3 separate regions of the Mus musculus genome follow, and all the other regions are linked to region 3. Evidence: chromatin loops called from intact Hi-C (ENCODE). Cell type or tissue: left cerebral cortex. All regions are shown on one strand. Each heading gives the region's core, and the rest is flanking DNA. Links, peaks and the distances in the headings are about the cores only.

Evidence for each region. Peaks named below come from ENCODE experiments on the same cell type or tissue, not always from the same donor. Only the 100,000 strongest peaks of a DNase experiment are listed, where the experiment ranks them.
Region 1: a loop joins it to region 3, with 12 times the contacts of the local background. A loop is called at or near these places in 23 of 42 quality-filtered maps.
Region 2: a loop joins it to region 3, with 2.3 times the contacts of the local background. A loop is called at or near these places in 14 of 42 quality-filtered maps.

What each region holds. Positions count from the first base shown.
Region 1 is chr16:26,231,364-26,237,865 of GRCm38, reverse strand. No RefSeq gene overlaps it. Among named protein-coding and RNA genes, the nearest start is that of Gm41436, 17 kb to the left of the region's middle. In left cerebral cortex, for the core only: a CTCF peak has its summit at 3,540 (motif pointing left); a DNase peak (open chromatin) is centred at 3,539.
Region 2 is chr16:26,979,252-26,985,753 of GRCm38, reverse strand. All of the region lies in intron 2 of Gmnc (geminin coiled-coil domain containing), which reads left to right. Among named protein-coding and RNA genes, the nearest start is that of Gmnc, 9.1 kb to the left of the region's middle. In left cerebral cortex, for the core only: a CTCF peak has its summit at 3,443; a DNase peak (open chromatin) is centred at 3,433.
Region 3 is chr16:27,136,727-27,143,228 of GRCm38, reverse strand. No RefSeq gene overlaps it. Among named protein-coding and RNA genes, the nearest start is that of Gmnc, 150 kb to the right of the region's middle. In left cerebral cortex, for the core only: CTCF peaks have their summits at 2,975 (motif pointing right) and 4,023 (motif pointing right); DNase peaks (open chromatin) are centred at 2,976 and 4,023.

The DNA.
Region 1 (6,502 bases), core at 878-5,877, 910 kb after region 3:
TTGCTTCTTTCTTTTACTACTTTCAAAACATTTTATATCATTCTTTCCCAATAAATAGTTTCTGTAAAGCTAAAAATGGCCTTCCCCAAAATTGACAAAACAGATCTATGAGGTGGAAATTTCTGGTTTCTTTGGAGACTCAGTTGTGTCATATGGTATTTTTCTAGAAACTTTCTTATGAGAGGATGTTTGCTTTGCTGAAGCAGGCACCTGAGAGGATGTTTTGCTGAAGAAGACAAGTGAGAGGATGTTTTGCTGAGAACAGACATGTGGTGTTTTTCTGGAAGCTTCCTGGAAAAAGGGGCATGTCATGTTTTGCTAGAGCAGACACATGATGTTTGAGAAGGGTCTAAGTGTAACTCAACAGACAGTGGATGATGCTCTGGCATTTGTTCACCTTGGCACTCTTTGTTTGGTGGTCTTTGTTGGGCATTGTTGACACTTGTTCCCTGATGATCCTGTGGCATTGGTTTGCCTTGCCCTTTTTGCTGATCATCGTTAGTCATTACTTTGTAGAGAGAAGTGCGCCAAAGAACTTCTCATGCTATTGTGGTAGTTTCTCTCCACTTCCTTAGACTCTGGTCAATTGTCACAGCCTCAAGTTTTCTTCTGGAATGAACTGCTGTGGTTTATTCATGAATGGTTATTCATGAATGGTTATTCATGAATGGTTATTGTGAGTGGATCAAGCTACTGCTGCTGATTCATGTGAATTGAACTGCTGATATTCTGACAACAAAACTTGGAATTACCCTCCAAAATATGATTTCTAAACAGTTCCACATCTCCCTTTGCCCTATTAACTTTTCCTTTCCACTACCTTTGGTAGATGGTTCCTTAGAAAGGAAGTTAAAGCATTTAAGAAGCCTTACTAAAGTAGGTTTTGAAAAACTTAAGCCTACAGATCTATCTATACAATCCCATTCCTTGGCATGGCGGAGTAGCTAAAAAGTCACAAGGTTTTCTGCACAAACTGTCATCCTTCCTACTGTCATCCTTTCATGTTGATCCTGTATGTCACTAACTCCCTTTCTTCTGCAAAGACTGGCAATGGAGTCCTGTGGGTTGAGTCCATTCCAGGGCAACCTCACTTGTGAACTAATGTGTGTGACTTACATTTCCAGTGACTGTCTATGGGGCTCTCATGTCATTCAAATGAGCTTTGTTCCATCTTTATTTTAAAGTTCTTCAAAAACAGAAAAAAAATGCTTTTGTTTCAGTAATAATTTGGCACACAATCACATACAATATGTTTTGCCATATGAGCTGTCAGAATGTCAATTCAGAAATATTTCTTTCTTATTCTTAAGGATCTGAAAGGTTCTGTCTTCTCTGCAATGGCTGAAATAAAAAAGGCCAGTTTCTTTGATAAAAGATCAGTTCCTTGAAAAAAATTTTATATATAAAATGTATATTGAACACATTTACTTCTTACTTTCCATCCAATTCCCCCAGGATTCTCTGTCACATCTGCCTCCCAACTTAATGTCCTCCTTTATTTACTTATTCTAACCAATTGAGTTTAGTTACTGTTGCTTATGTGCACACTTCTGTGGGGTCAGCCATTTGATCATAAGGAACCTACAAGTGGCTAATGAAAAGTGACTGTTAGCCACAACCAATTTCCAATGGCTCCTCAGCTGGCTGGTGACTTAGGATTCTCTTCTCACTACATGTTGGAATTTATAACCAGATTAATATTATGCAGGCTTTGTGTAGGTAACCACAGATGCTCTGTGATCATGTATGCAAAGGAAATATCATATCCAGACAACAGCATTTCACAGCACTCCTCTCCCATCCTCTGGCTCCTACATTCTTCACTGGGCCTTGTCTGATAGGGAATTGATGTAGATGACACATCTAAGACTGAACACTCAGAATCACTTATTATTAAGAGAATGCCCAGTAATGTTCTGTATGAAACATTACTCACTATAGCAAGATTTCTGGCCTAAGTCAGGAACTCACAAATACATGGACATAAACATAATCACTTAGCAGGCATCTCTACAATGTATTCATTTAGAAAAATGGTATCAATATGTTCTCCCCTAGAGCCTATGACTAGCCATAGGTTTGGACCATGTTTCCAGTTTGAGACATGCATTATTTAGTGTGGAACAGTTCTTAAATCCAACTCAGATAGTGTTGGTAATGCTCACAGTCTTGATTCTACCACAACAGTGAACACATCTTGCCTGGCAGGTCAGTAATTGTCACATGCAGCATCTAGTACAGGATAATACCATTGATGTCTTTTCCCTCTCAGTAGCCTGAGTAGCATCTTTCAGAAGCAAGAGTTTCCCAGTCAACTCACTATTGACTTCTGTGTGTCCTGCATCAGAGTGTGTAGTGTCTACAGAAACAGAATAACTCTTGCAATCTATTTGTGGTGAATAACCAACAGCAACTGTGGTAACCTGTGGCATTTCAGTTGCCCCTAGGATATGCTTGGCCAATAACTTGTAGGTAGAAACTGTGGTAAGAGCATATTCTAACTTCCCCTCTTAGACTTACTGTGGGGTTTATTTCTGTTATACTCTCACCTTATAGGTACCAATTTCCTTGCCTTTTCTTTGCTTCTCCCTCTTGCCTTCCCTCCTCATTTTGCTTTGTTTTGCTGTTTGTTTTCCCCATCCACTCTGGTAGTTTCAGCTTTCTATAATGCTGCAGGCCTTTTAGAAACCGCAAGAATGAAAAGTTATCAGAGATAACATTTTAACCATGGTTGCTGGTAACTTGAAGATAGTTAAGAAATATTTATTGAGCCATCATTATCATAATCACCACACTAGGGCCAAATCTGTGTATTTTTCCTTTTCACAGAAAAATAGTTATCTTTGTAAATGGACAGAGCTATGATAGTTGGCATATTAATTATCTCTTTCCATGGGTAGGAAGCAACAGACTTGTTTTGTAGAACAAAAGAAAGAAAATTCCTCTGGGGACTTGTTCTACATAGAGCTCCTAAGCTGAGAAAGAAACTTTCTGGGTTTTTGTTGTTGTTGATTTGTTTTGTTTCTGAAATCCCTAAAGTTTTGCTGCTAGGAACCTAGGCAGAACAGACTACAGCACCCAAGATACTGTTAGGTTAATATAAGAATCTCATTTTGGCAACTTGATGTTTAAAAAATAGTATGTTTCTACAAGTTTCCCTTTTAATAAAGAGAGAACAATGCCACAAATGGAGAAGGAAACAAAGAGGAAAGGAAGAAAGATGTTCAAATGGAACAAGAGGGGGAGGATAAAAGGAAGAAAGAAGAAACGGAAGGAAGAGAAGAAAGAAACAGACAGAGAGAGAGAGAGAGAGAGAGAGAGAGAGAGAGGGAGGGTGGAAGGAAGGAAGGAAGGAAGGAAGGAAGGAAGGAAGGAAGGAAGGAAGGAAGGAAGGTGAAGAAAGGGTGGGAGAGACAGAAGGAGGGAAGAAGGAGAGAGGGAGGAGCAAGGGAGAGTGGGAATATATTGTTCTGGGTTTAAGGTTGAAGAAGGAACACAATGTATGCTTCTAATTGTGTTCCCATGGCTCCACCTGCTGGCAGAAACTTTATGATTCGCAGTGACAAGCACTTCAGAGCACAGCAGTGTAGATGCAGGCTGAGGCAAGCCCGGAAGTCACATTCTTCCAAACAAACTTAGCTCACTCTGTTCTGAATGTGGGAATGAACTACCAAGTTTGAGATGTGAGAATCTATACATTTCTGTTGGTTTTAGCTGCATTAAAGCACTTTGTATTGTTAACACGTGGTCACTTTTTAATTTATTAAGACAACACAGACTAGAGATCATATAAAAGTAAATTTTATTGGAATCCATTACCAGTAACCACAAACATAATATCTCTATAGATTATAGATTGTATAGAGGAATTTTTATTAGATAACCATCTAAATAAGCATTTCTATCTATTCACGGAGACCTGTCAAAAACAGGTGAGGAGAGGAAAGAAAGATGGGGAGAGAGGGAGAAAAGAGGACAGGAGACAGGAGAGGAGAGGAGAGGAGAGGAGAGGAGAGGAGAGGAGAGGAGAGGAGAGGAGAGGAGAGGAGAGGAGAGGAGAGGGGAGGGGAGGAGCTCTCGTTTAACTATGAGAGAATGTCTGGAATGTCTTCCTCATACTTCTGGCTCTGAAAGGTAGAAAGGAATATACAGTAGGCTCATATGTGGCATCTCTCCGGTTGTGTTTCCCTGATTTTACATTAGTGGAATAACTATTAAAACATTTCTCTTTAACCTTTTTATGATCCTCTTACTATTTACATTTGACAATTACTGAGTTCTTATCTAGAATAGAGATAGACTAGACCGATACACTACTTATTGACACATTTATTTTTGTTCTTGCACATTTTTAATGGAACAAGAACTACAACTTACATACCAATTTTCTGGAAAAAAATACCTGTGCCAACAATACTCAAGCAATGACCATGGTAAAACCCAAATAATTATTTGGGAGTGAACAAATTTTATTGAAAACTTGTTAATAGGTGAATAAATAACCCGACAAAGAAAGGGATTTTGAAAAGTTGAAGCACAGTTTAAAATTGCTAGATGTTCCTAGAAATGAGCATCAGTCAATGAAACATAAGCTATACTCTGTGAACAGATTAAAATCCAGGAGAGAAGAAATACAATATGCATGGTACTTGATGTAAGCTCGGTTTTCATCACAGAATATGAAACTTGTGAAGCAGGAACTGATGATCTGGGATACTTGCCTGCTCCACCACTCAAGCACTATGTGGTGTGAACCCAGTTTGCATGCACAGTTGGGTGTGGCAGTCCATGCTATAGTAACCCACACTTGGCCCAGCATATTATTACATAGGATACTTCTACCTCAAAAGATTTCTTGTATTTAGAAACCCACACATGCCTCTTTTTTGACCTAGACTTTATTGGGATACGAAATCAATTTCCTAGATAAGGTGGCACATGTTTGCAGCTTGTATTGCATGGGTATTAGAGAGATTGAAACCACAAGAAGAAACAGTGGCTTTTGAAAACAGTGCAACTAGCCAGGTACTATACTTTGGTAAATAAAAAATAAACTGTTTTAGATGAACATAATTTTCTGAAAATCAGCTTAGGGGACACAGTAGCAGGTGGTGATTAATATTCTCACCACCCAGCTCCATGACTAAGGCAGACTTGCCGATGTTGTAGCTCATGGTACCCTGCAAGTCAAAAGAAATGTCTCCAGACTGACACTAGACCCAATAGGGTACAGCTGGATGACAGGAGAGTGCTCATCCTTGGGGACACCTGGGGACAGCACACGTTCCTTAGGTGAGGTAAAAGACCCTCCATAATATCAATAACACAGACAGTGGAAATAATTGCAAATAATGACTTGATGAGCATGCTTGGAGACAATTAAAAGCATAGATTCTGAGGCCAGAAATATCAGGACTTTAAAAAATATTCTTTGTTTTTCGTTTATTAGGTTTTTTTTATTTCCAAACTGCACAACACAGGCAAGTATATAAGCTTTTTAATCCTATGTTCCAATATATAAAATAGAATTGCTCATGTAACTTATGTAAAATAAATGAATTAATGCATACTAATAATTTAGGACATGCTTGGCAAGGACTAGTGCTCATTAAATGGAACTTGGATTTTTCCATGTTTCTTTATTGCTTGTTTATTTGCACATCAGAGAATCTAATAATTTACAGTGCAGAAGTGAACAAATTAAGCAAGAACCTACTGACATTACAGTGTGGTTTGGGAAGATAATCAATACATAATAATGGTAAGCAATGATTTTGGCCTGAAATACACGCAGAAATAGTATAGAAATCCATGGGAGGACACCAATGTGTCCAAAGGGACCAGGAGAGGTTGTGGTAAAGATGTAAAAGTAATTAGAGACTTGGAAGAGGTAAAGGAAGAGAGAAAGCTAAGTAATGGGAAGACATTGCAGGTATACAAATGCACTCAAAGTGAGAAAATGCTTGACACCCTCACAGGCAGATATATGGCTATTGAACATGTAACTAACTTGGGGTGGGTAGTTTTGGTGTGGGCAGTAGGGAGAATCCAGATTCAGCACATTATTTTATGGTAACATATTTAGAGAGGAAATGGCAAGAATAGCTTAATTTTCAAAGACTGGCTGGTTTATTTAACCTCTAATAAATTTGAAATTAGCAAGCTAGTTAGAAAATTTTTTTAATAGGCAAAAGACAGTTTGGAGTAAGAAGATGATGGCAGACACGGAGGCAAATAGACTTGAAGACCAAGACTTGAAGACCAACTTGACTGCTAGCCAGAAGACTGGAAGGAGGAAAAGAGCTTAGTCTTGGAAACTATGTTGATGGGGACACTCCCCACTGTCACAGGAAAACAAAGCAATGAGTTTGGGGACATCAGAGCTACTACCTTTGATTTCAACTTAGTAATTTGTAGGCACAGATGGTTTCTGATTTTTAAGCCTCTAACTTATGGTTTAACTTAATGTATTCTTATTTTAAAGTGATCCATATTCAGTAGG
Region 2 (6,502 bases), core at 618-5,617, 160 kb after region 3:
CTCCCATGGATAGCCACCTGTCCTGATATCTTCTGAGTTGGGAATTTCATTCTTCTGAGGAAAATCCTCCAACACAAACCCATCCTAACACTTGTCTTACGTTTGTCTGCCTCAACGTGATAAAACTTAGTTCCATGCATTTGTATCTTATTGTTTTGACGGATGATAAAGTCCCTTTTTCTTCCCTTTGTGCCAGTTTTTGACCTCCCTAGCTGTTCACACAGCTACGTTTATCTATCAGTGGTTGCACTATCTTCTACTTTACAGAGAAAACTAAACTTATCAAGTAAGCTCTTCAGCTTTCTCCTAAAATATGTCACTTCAAATGTCTTCCCATACCTTGTCATATAGCTTTACATGTAACATCCCCAACCCATTAGATTCTGATTTAAATATGGAACACCTCCTAGGACTCTTTTCTTAAAGCTTAGGCTAATATTTTAGGGAATTCTGGAAACTTTAGGGTTTGGTTTCTACTTGGATGAAAGTAAGTCAGTGAGATCAAGTCCTCTTGGGATTGTCCCTCTGGCTCCTTCCTGTCTTACTTTTATCTCTGTTTCTATCATTGTGCTGAACAGCCCTTTCCTGTCATAATATCCTTAGTCATGATGTTCTGTCCAAGCTTGGGGAACATATGACCATAAGATGAATTCTCTGAAGATGTGTTAATAAATAAAACTTTCCACCATTACATGTTCAATCAGGTATTTGGGTCAAAGTGGTAAGAAAATACTAGGGCAATCTTCATGGTGACCTGCTTCATTAATAATTCTTAACTTGATACATTGTAGCCACGATTATGAGACCCAGTTTTTACACACTGATTTATTTTTTGAAAACGCAATATATAAATTTAATTTTGTTCCTAAACAAACCTCAGAAAAGTTTTAGCAAAAATTGACAGTGAAATTAATAAATTGAAAATGAACCTGCCTGGAAAAGTGGTTAGAGTGTATACCTCTAGCAATACAGTAATCATGACATGTGATACTGTAGAATACAAGAAGAGAACGGAATAAAACATCCAAAAGACTTATTCAGAATATGATCACATAACTAATATGCACGGGGACATGGCAGCAGGCTACAGATAATTATCATGAAGCATACTGGAACAATTTGACTCTGTTGACAAAGATAAATCTTAACCTCTGTTTCGGGAAACAGAAAGTTGGTACACAGTTACTAAATGTATGGGGAATTTTTCTAAGCAATATAAGAAAATTATTAAAGATCCACTTCCAAGAAAGGAAGTGGGCTAGAGCAGGGAGAAAGACAGGCAGCTCAACCACACTACTAGGTAAAGCATAGAAATATTGTGTCTGCCTCATTTACATCATAGCTTTTTATATACAAGCTCTACATGTTATGCATTATTTTACATATGACTTCATACATCATGTATCTTATTAGCATCTTAAATCTCAGTCTAGTTATGCATCTTAGTATCACAGTGATAGGTTCCTTGCAGACAATTTGGATCATCAGTACACTTTCCTCTTTGACAGATTTTGTTATATTTTTATTAGGATATACTAATTTTATATAAATATGTCATACTGTACCTCACTATTGTATTCACCCAATATTTTTGCTTAGCACCCAATGGCAGTGACAATTGCCTATATTGTTTTAGGGGCCTCTGAAGACATACATAGGAAGAAATTCCAATTTATGAGATAAAACAATAAGAACTTCCGAGAAAGAAAACTGTGATTTTGAAACAGCTAAACAAATTAAATACAGGACAATAAGTGATATGAAGAAAATATTCTTTGAACCACTTTAAAATTGTATTGCCCAATATCAAAACATCCTAATGAGATTATAAAGGCAACACAGAGTATAAGTGAAAATGTGGTCTTGCTTATTTCAAAATAATTAATAAGGTTTTAACAGTTTTAATGTAAGGTAGTTCAATTTGACTTTTCATTAAATATTTAATTATTTTCACATAATGTATGAAGGCTTGTTAAGTATGCCTAAGAATCTTTAGAAATAGTATTTCTTTTAGTCTTCAAAACAGAAAGCGTGTGGGAATAAAGGATTTTAGAGATGAAGAAGTCAAGGCACAGGAGAACTTAGTAGCCCACATGCTTGCTTCTAACAGGAGATGATTTTGTTTTAAGACCAAGCTTTCATCCAATTTATAATTCTCCCTCCATTCTGCATCCTTCAACTTAACACACAGATAGATGAAATTATGTGTTCTGTGGTGTATTCAGTATATACCAAAAATCTAGGTTATGAATAGAAAGGGGGTAAATGTCATGTTGATTGCAAAGAACCCTTAGGTACTGTAACAAACAGGTCTGAATCTACCTGACTTGAGGAAACTCTGAAGGAAAAGGAAGATGGAAAAAGAAGAACAAGAAAAAGAGGAAGAGGAGGAAGCAGAAGACAAAGAAGAAGACAAAGAATAAGTGGGCATTACCCAGGAAGACCTAGAAAGGAGTGAGCAGAAATTATATAACCTGGAACCCCACCGAGTCAGTCTATCTGTGAAGTGAGAGATCATTGCGTTAAAAATCCTGAAAACTTGTTAAAGAAAGAGCTATAAACAGGACCTGAATATGGATGACACAAACAGAAATGATACCATGGAAGGTAATGTCACACACAGGACTCTAACTCTAGTCAAAGAGCTACAGGCCACTAAGGAATTCTGGGAGGAGAAATAGTCTTTTCCAAGCAAGAGCTGCCCAGTTAGTTATCCAATGCCAAGTGTTCTATATTAACTCAGATATATACAAGCAACATTGTAAAGACTAAGAAGATTGTTTCTTCATCTTTATATTAAATATCTATGTAACAACAATATAGTGGAAGTCAGAGGCCATGCATTTGAGAAGAGGGGTACAGGATAGGCTGAAGGGATAGTGAAATTGTGTAATCGTATTTAAATTTAAAGAAAAACCATGAAAGAGAGAGATAAAGAGTGAGTGAGCTCTGCTCAGAGGGTCTCTGTTACTAAGACAAAACCCACAGTGGTTTCACTAATGCGTCATCTCTGTCATTAAATTATCTCTACATAAATCTCCCAGAGGGAAGGCCAAATAGGGGCACAAGAACATGTAGCCTTTGAACGCTGAGCATCAAATCACCTGCCGTTAGTGGTCTTTCCTTTTGTTTACTTCCTCAAAAATCCGTGTCAACATATCAGTCTATGATTTGTAGAACAAATTTTATCCAAATTTTATCCAAACCAGTGTCTTTGTGCATGTGTTCAAACTTCAAGCTTTGCTTTGGTCTTGCATTTGTAGTCTATGTTAAATTCCACGAGTACACATATGTTTTGCTCATGTTACCTCTTTCTTCAATCTGTGACTAGGTCTTTAAGAACAAATGTACAGAGGAGGGGAGAGAATGTGAGAAGAGAAAGGGAATAGAAGAGGGAGGAAAAAGAAAAATAGAAACGCTGTAAATCAGCCAACATCCCATAGAGGGCAGTATGGTTCAAGTTGTCTTAGTAGGAGACCCTACTTTGCTGTAAAGAATATAATGCACTCAGTATTCCTTTATTACCTGTAGATGTTTATGTAAGGCTACCCAGTACAAAAGGTCAGCTATGAAAGCATACATACAAGTACATTTTAGGGCATATTTATGCAATTAGGAATAAGTGTTTGTGTGCATGCGTGTGTGTGCAACACGGATTTAAAAAAAAAAAAAAGGCCATGAATTCAAAAGAGAGCAAGAAGAGTTACATGGAAGGGTTTTGAGAGAGAAAAAGAAGGGAGAAATTATTTATATTATAATCTCAAAAAATAAAAGAATATTGTTGTCAAATGTACAGAAGTATGAAATAAAATTGTGCTTTCCGGGAAGTGGTAATGGACAAATGCAGTATAATACATTAGAATGTCGGAGTCGGAATTGATCATAAATAATCATTATAAAATCTTTACAGATTTATAAACCTGCATGTGAAATTACGCTCCTAAGCTCAGGCAGCCATTGTGATGTTCTCATCAGCTTGTAGTTGCTGCCAAATCACACAGCTTTCCCTTCTTGTTGTCCCAGGACTGTGTGAGATATTTCTAGCTTGAATTATTTGCATATTTTTAATAATTCTTTGAGATGCTAATTTAATTATCTCATCTCTTCTTTACCTTGCCTGCCTCCACATTCACCATTTTTTGAATTTATAGTCATTTTTTCTCTTTTACATGTTATTTTTAATGGATAAATAAAATTCTTTCATAAGATTAAATGTTATTAATATATCTAGCTTAATTAATTTTTGATGAATTTTAGTGTTATGATTAACACAGTTTAATTTAAATTACATTTTAATTTCTGAATGATTGTGATATGAATTGCAAATGGAAGAGGGGATAAATATTTTTCAATATACAGGTATTTCTATCAACACACCAGTTTTCAAAATTATGCCATGCTAACTTACTCTGTGTGCTCTGGACATTTCTTGATATTCACTTTAGTCTTAATTTGATTTGTCCTGTGAGCAATGGAATCTCATTTGATTCTGTGACATGAGAAAGCATTGTTCAAAAATAATAATCTACAAGTAATCTTTCTAAATTATCCTATTATGGGGATCCATCCCATATGCAGACACCAAACCCAGACATTATTGCAGATGCTAAGAAGTGCTTGCTGACAAGCCTGATATAGCTGTCTCCTGAGAGGCTCTGCCAGAGCCTGACAAATATAGAGATGGATGCTTGCAGCCAACCAATGATTGGCCACGCTGAACGTAAGGTTCCCAATGGAGGAGTTAGAGAAAGGACTAAAGAACCTGAAGGGGTTTGCAACCCATCGGAAGAACAACAATATCAACTAACTAGACCTCCTAGAGCTTCCAGGAACTAAACCACCAACCAAGCAGTACACACGGAGGGACCCATGTCTCCAGCTGCATATGTAGTAGAGGATGGCCTTGTCCGGCTTCAATGGGATTAGAGGCCCTTGAAGGTTTGCTGCCCCAGTATAGGGGAATGCCAGGGCACGGTGACAGGAATAAGTAGAAGGTGGGTGAATACCCTCATAGAAGCAGGGAGAGGGAAGATGGGATAGTGGGAAACCGGGAAAGGGGATAACATTTGAAATGTAAATAAATAAAAATATCCGATGGGGGCTGGCAGGGTTGAGGAACTGAGATGGATTCTAGAAAGTCCATAGAAGGATTACTAAATTATTCATAGTTTTTTCTCTTGATGCCTCTCTTAGTATCGCTAAGTCATTATATAGTTTCAGTTTCTAAAACTAAAGTTTTAGAGGAATTGAAAAAAAAGTATACAAAAACATACCAAATTTTGCCCAAACTGAATCTACCTAATTTCAAAAAATGCTAGCTCCATTTAATATTATCGGCACAATTTGCACAAAAACTTTTTTTTCTTTGTGATTAATTATTTTGCCCACTTTATAATGATGTAAAGACTGAGTTAGATACTATGGATAATTCTAGACTATTAGCTATAATCTACAGATAACATAGACTATTGATTATTAATGATTGGCAAGCACATAAAATGTACAAAATAATATTAATACTATTTTAGAGAAAAAGCAGTAGAGATATGCTTAAGTATGAACACTAAAAGTAAAATAAATAGATAACAGAAAGTGAGCAAGATGATGAATACTAACTTTGCCAAAAAGGCAAAATTACACTAGAAAGAAAAACATGATACATAAATATTTAAAATGAAATAGAAAATGAGGGGAAAGAGGCGAATGAAGGGACCGAGGATGGCTTATGGCAGTGGAGCTAATGCTGTTGACAATTTACCTGTGAACATGTGCCGTTACACATCAGTCAACATCCCTAAAGTGACAACATAAAGTGTGCACCTACACCTGAACCACGGACTCAGTTCTCATGATCCAAAGTCGTTTTGAAAATGTACTACATTTATTCCTAGTATGGCATGTTAGTTAATGGGGGAGGTTGAGGGATGAAAAATCAAATCATAAAATTCCATACTTCCCATTCAACTTTTCTTTAATGCTAAAAGAAGTAAAATAATGCTTACTAATTTTAAAGTGATGTATTTTTCTCTTGTACTGTATACATCATCCATTGGTGTAAACTTGTTAATCATTTAATGTGGTACATTTGTATTCGTTTTTAATATATGAATTGATACTATGTTAACTACAGCTTAAAGTATTAACAGCATCTAGAGACTGCCATATCCAGGGATCCATCCCATAATCAGCTTCCAAATGCTGACACCATTGTATATACTCGCAAGATTTTGCTGAAAGGACCCAGATATGGCTGCCTCTTGTGAGACTATGCGGGGCCTGGCAAACACAGAAGTGGATGCTCACAGTCAGCTATTGGATGGATCACAGGGCCCCCAATGGAGGAGCTAGAGAAAGTACCCAAGGAGCTGAGGGGATCTGCAATCCTATAGGTGGAACAACAATATGAACTAACCAATACCCCCCACCCCCCAGAGCTCCTGTCTCTAGCTGCATATGAATCAGAAGATGGCCTGGTCAGTCATCAGTGGAAAGAGAGGCCCAT
Region 3 (6,502 bases), core at 652-5,651:
CTGGTACTGTAACAGTAGCTTAGAGTTTACATCTGATTTAAAAGTGTGTGTGTGTGTGTGTGTGAGAGAGAGAGAGAGAGAGAGAGAGAGAGAGAGAGAGAAGGAGAGAAGGAGAGAGAGAGAGAGAGAGAGAGAGAGAGAGAGAGAGAGAGAGAACTGAGAGTGGGGTACCCGTGGCACTGGCCACATATGTGGCAAAGAATAGCCTTGTTAGACATCAATGAGAGGAGAGGTCCTTGGGCCCGAGGGTGTTCAGTGCCCCAGTGTAGGGAATGCCAGGGCAGGGAGGCAAGAGTGGGTGGATGGGTGCACACCCTCATAGAGGCAGAGGGAGGGGTGTGGGATAGGAAATTCTGAAGGGGAGACCTGGAAACGGGAAAACATTTGAAATGTAAATAAAGAAAATATCCAAGAAAAAAAGAAAAAATAATTACAAAGCCTACTTCTAGTGATATACCTCCATGTCCTCCCACAAGGCTACACTTCCCATTCCTTCCCCAACAGTTCCACCAACTGCAGACCAAGAATTAAGATATATGAAACTATGGGGCAATTCAAAACACAGTAGTATTTCTCAGTTGTTTTGGCTTTATAGGTAAAAATATGTAGTTATGGGAAATTGGAGTACAGCTCAGAGGTTGAGAGTCCTTGTTGCTATTTCAGGGGATCTGCGCTACATGTTCAAAGATGTCTCTGGTGTCTTTGGACATCTATATTCATGCTTGTCTGTTCACATGTAGACACACACACAGATAGACACACACATCACACACAGAGACATTTTACACTACATGTTATTAAAAAATAGAAAAAGAGTATTATTTTTTAAATCTAGAGCAAAATATTCCAAATCCATGTTGCAAAGAAGAAGTGAGGCTCTTAAGAGATGTGCTTTCCATGGTCTTGGAATTCACAGCTTTCAAAATGAATTCATAGCAAGTAGAAACATGGGCTCAATATAATCTCAACTTGTTATAAATTTCCCAGTGTACAATATTAAGTTATAGTAACAGAAAACACTCTGCCACAGGGAGTAGTTGAATTCAAAGCTTGAGGATATTAGTACATCTTTTAAAATGATAAGTCAAGTGCTGAAAAAGTCAACTTAAGAATAAAATGAAGCCTTTGTTTTGTTGTTTCTGACAAATCACTATTTCTCTATTTCCCTTACCTCTTTCGACAGAAATAATCATTTTCAGGAAAGATTGTTTTTTTTTTTGTATGTGTCACATTTCAAAATTTTTCCTTTTATTGAAAAAACATAATTTTCTCTTATATAATGTATCCTGACTATGGTTTCACCTCCATTCCTCCCAGTTTCTTCCCATCAGCCCTCCCATCTAGATTTATTACAAAACAGACAGGTATCTAAGGGATACAAATATAAAAATATAATATTTAATATGCTGGAAGAGAAACAAACAAACAAACAGAAGGGAAATTGCCAAAGAGAAGGCACAAGAATCAGAGACCCACTCATTCCCTCACTCAGGAATCCCCTAGAAATACTAAACTGGAATTCATTTATATATGCAAACGACCTGTAGGGCAAAAGATAAAAAAGAAAAATATCTAAATAAAATAAAATAAAAATGATAGATAAAATATCTGATTAATTCCTGTTGTCTACTCATTCTGGGTTCATACGTTTTGTTTTAGAGCTTTCAAGTGTGCTGTTAAATTGCTAGTATACAATATCTCTAGTCTTCTTTATCTGAACAGACAAAAATACTTATTACTTATTTATTGGCTTTTAAAATAAATTTATTTCTTCCCTTTATAAAAATATCACCATTCCTCTCTTCCCATTAGCCCATCATGCAAGTCCTTCTCCTATTCCCCACCCCACCCCCTTCTTCTTCTTGTCACATCAAGTCTCTGTGGGATTAGGTACATCCTCTCCAACTGAGGCCAGACAAGACTGTCCATTTAGCAGTGTGTGGGGGTGGGGGTGAGGGTGGGAGTCAACAGGCAGGCAGGCAAAAGGTTCAGGCACAGCTCCTGCTCCAGTTGCATGAAGACCAATCTGCTCATCTGCTACACATGTGCGGGGGCCGAGTTCCAGCCCATGCTTGATCTTTGGTTCAGTCTCTGGGAGCCCCCAAGTATCCAGATTAGTTGATTCTGTTGGTTTTCTTGTGGAGTTCCTGCCCTCTTTAGGTCCCTCAATCTTTCTTTCAACTCTCCCACAAGACTCCCCGAGGTCAATCTAATGTTTCTGGTGTTTTTATTGCTGATAAAATCCAGCTTTAATCCGTGGTGGTCAGATGGGACACAGAGTAATAATTCAGGGTGGATTTTGTTGTTGTTGTTTTTATCTGTTGAGACTTGATTGTGTCTAAGAATGTGGTCAATTTTGAAGAAATTTCCATGAATATGTGGTGTCCTTCCATATTTCCATAGTTGAGATTTGAAGTGTATTTTGTCAGATATTAAAAATAGCTATGCTAGCTTGCTTCTTATGTTTATTTGCTTGGATATCCTATTTTTTTTAATTCTGAGGTGTTGATATCTATCCTTGATACTAAGATGTTTTTGAGGCAGAAAAGGATGGATCTTATTTTCTAATCCATTCTGTTAGTTTGTGTTTTTTTATTGAGGAGTTGAGAGGTGCTAAGAGATATCAATGAGGAGTGGGGTTTTTAAAAATAATTTTTTGTGTGTATGTACACTTGTGTGTGTGTGTGTGTTTCTCTTTCTTGATTGATGTGGTCTGGGATTATTTATTTCTGTGTTTTCTTGGATAGGGTTTCTCTGAGGAGCCTTTGTAATCCTGGAACTTGTACTGTAGGCCAGGCTGACCATGAGCTTATATATATTTCCTTGCCTCTGCCTCCCACGTGCTGGAATTAAAGGCAAGCACCACCACCTCCCAATGTGTCACATATTTTAAAACAATTATTTTATTCGTAATGATGTGCCTGGGGAGGTTTCAGTGGTGGGCATATCACTGCAGTACCCACATAATCCACAAGAGGGCAACAGATCCCAAAGAATTGGAGTTACAGGCTGTAATGAACAAATTTCTCCTGGGTTATACAAACTAGAGCCCTCTGTAAAAGCATTATTGTGTTTTTACTTATAGAACCATCGGTTCAAACCAGGTAGGTCATGCTGCCACTTGGTAAAGAGATTCCTGCCTTCTGACAGTTAAAGATGTAAATCCAAGGGAGTGATGAATCCTTCCTTCCAAGACTGCAATATTGACAGACTATGAACTGTTTTCTGATCAACAGGTTCAACATTTGTTACAGTTTGAAGGGATCTTAGAAGTGATTTAATCCTACAGATACAGGTGCAATTCTTTTCCTGTATAAGGCACATTGGGGCTGTGGATGATACACAAGAAGGCTGCATCTTACTCTCCTCTGCCTGCAGTCCTCTACACAGGATGTATTATAAGCTTTTTTTTTTCCCTTGAGAAAATTACCCCAGGGTTTTAATATGTTTAAAGAGCTATGGATCATTTACTTAGGAAAATCTATTAAAAACTAGAATCTATACAGTGAATCTAAGTATTCTTATACATCAATGACACAACTAAAACTTTATTATTTTATATCATTTCTATTAAAAACAATTGGAATTTTTAACTTACTTTATGTATTTATTTACTCATTCTTTTATAGCACTTACTACCAAAATCTAGGACCTCACAAGGCAGAGAAGTACTCTAATGACAAGCTCCTTACACTGCTACATTTTCAGATTTTTAAGATAGGGTCTCATCAAATGAAAAACAGTTCTTGGCCTTGCAATTCCCCTGCCTCAACTTCTCCCATGTCGTCAAGCCTGACTTTACGTTTACTCTGATGTGCCAAAGAGTTGGTCAGCCTTAGAAAATATGAATGATGGTTATAGGTTAGGGGATTGAAGAACTGTATGTTTTGGTTGCAGAATATCCAGTACAGGAAATGTAGGTTGGCACATTCTGAACACGAGTGTTTGTTTAGCATTGACTGTGGTGGTGTCTTCTATTGCTGCTGTTGGTTTTCTATGAACAATATGTATTAGTTCAACCACATGGTGGAGCCATTTCACAGTTATTCAAGAAAAGGAACTGAAGAGAACACCAACTAACACAATGTTTTTCCTTGTAAAGTGATTCAGCCCAGGACTGTTAATCCAATTTTCAGATAACTCACCTGACCAATGTCACTTTCAATCCCATGTCAGAGATAAAATCACCACCACTATGGAATTGCTGGTGAAGAGCTAGGGTAGGCATTTCTTATGCTGGTGGAATATGGAAAAAGAATGTAGAATGTGTTAATCAAAGTCAGATGATCTTGGTGGTAGGTAGAGAGCACACTGCAACAGTCTTTTGGGTCACTTGGCACACTGACTCCAGATGTGGAACATTTGTTATATAGATGCTGAACTGTGTGTGGCTACAATGCCTCTGAGGGAGGAGCAGTCAGAAACAATAGTTATCCCCATTTTCACGTTTTCTCACATCATGGTTAAGCCAACGAACAGGGACTGAACAAAGAGAGCATAGGGTAAATGAGCCCCAGTGTTAATGTGTTGGGGAAGTAAGTTATGAATGCCACTCTTCCCTTTCTCCTCCGAATAGATGATTCCCATTTACTTTGTCTTTTACCTTCCTATCTCTAGCCACCATCCTTCCAGAGTTGACTTTCTATCTCAAAAATACTGATAGACTGCTTCCCCACCCACAGCCGCTTGTTGATATCTCAAATGTTCAGCTGCACCATCCTGTCTCATCTTTACACAGCTGCTCATATTTTTGAAAAGAAGATGGACACTCCTCCACTACCGGTGAGAATTCAAACTTGGACAACCACTTTGGAAATCAATTTGGTGGTTTCTCAGAAAACTGGGAATAACTCTACCTCAAGATCCAGTTATACCACTCCTGAGCATATATCCAAAAGATGCTCCATCATCCCACAAGGACACTTGCTCAACTATATTCATAGCAGTTTAATTCATATTAGTCACAAATAGGAAACAACAAAATGTTCCTCAACTGAGGAATAGATAAAGAAAATGTGGTACATTTACACACTGTAATATGACTCTACTCCCCAAAACAAAGACCTCATTAAATTTGCAGGCAAATGGATGGAGCTAGAAAATATCTTCTTGAGTGAGGTAACCCAGAACATGCATGGTGTACTGGCTAGTTTTGTGTCAACTTGACACAGTTGGAGTTATCACAGAGAAAGGAGCTTCAGTTGAGGAAATGCCTTCATGAGATCCAACTGTAAGGCATTTTCTCAATTAGTGATCAAGGGGGAAAGGCCCCTTGTGGGTGGTGCCATCTCTGGGCTGGTAGTCTTGGTTCTATAAGAAAGCAGGCTGAGCAAGCCAGGTGAGGCAAGCCAGTAAAGAACATCCTTCCATGGCCTCTGCATCAGCTCCTGCTTCCTGACCTGCTTGAGTTCCAGTCCTGACTTCCTTGGTGATGAACAGCAGTATGGAAGTGTAAGCCGAATAAACCCTTTCCTCCCCAACTTGCTTCTTGGTCATGATGTTTGTGCAGGAATAGAAACCCTGACTAAGACAAATTGGTACCAGCAGAGTGGGGTATTCCTGTGACAACCTGACCATGTTTTGGGGAGGACTGTGGAAGGACTTTGGAACTTTGGGCTTGAAGATCCATCTGTTGTTAAGAGTTCTGTCAGATGTTGTGTAGGAGCTTGGAAGATAATGTTGAGAACACTGCAGAAGATGGAGGTCTGGTTTGTGAAATTTCAGAGGGAAAATTAAAGACTCTTTTCAGGGCCATTGCTGTTTTGATTGTGAAGATTCTGTAGTTCTGGTTAGCTGGGGCTGAAGAATCAGCTGTGATTAACAAGATACCAGAACTACCAAAGCAAAAACTTTGCATTACTGGGACTATTGATGCTGGTTAGCTGGAGCTAAGAAATTAGCGGTGATTAAGAAGAGACCAGCATCATTGAGGTGACATCTTCTGGGAAGTGTTTTCTGAAAGCACAAAGAGGCTGTGTTCCAGAGATGGCCAAGGTTGTACTCCTGCTGCAGCAGGACTTGGTAATATGTAAGGGTCACCCAGGTGGTACTGGTTTTGAAGGCATGAAGGGGTCATGAAAAGCAGCTGAGGCTCGGCACTGTGAGAGGCCATTGGTGAAGGTGCAGCCTCAGTTGCAATTGAAGGCCCAGGACTGAAGGGGTCATGCAGCGTTTTGGAGATGCCAGTACTGTGAGATGACCACCAAGAGCAGCAGCAGCAGTGGAGTACAGGTATCTGGATCCTAGAGGATGACACGTGTGCTACAAAGGGCCTGGCTGGAGAAGTGACCCAAGCCCTTGGAGGAGCCCAGAAGATCGTGAGTTGGATCCCAGACATTGGACGGTTGGAGATTGACTTTTGCTTTTGATTGTGACTGTGCCCTGATATTTTCCCTCTTGAAGGAAGAAACTGTTTTAGTGGAGCCCACAGTTGAGACTTTTAATTGTAAAAAGACTTTGAATTTTAAAAGAGATGGATATTTTAAAGAGATTGAAATTTTAA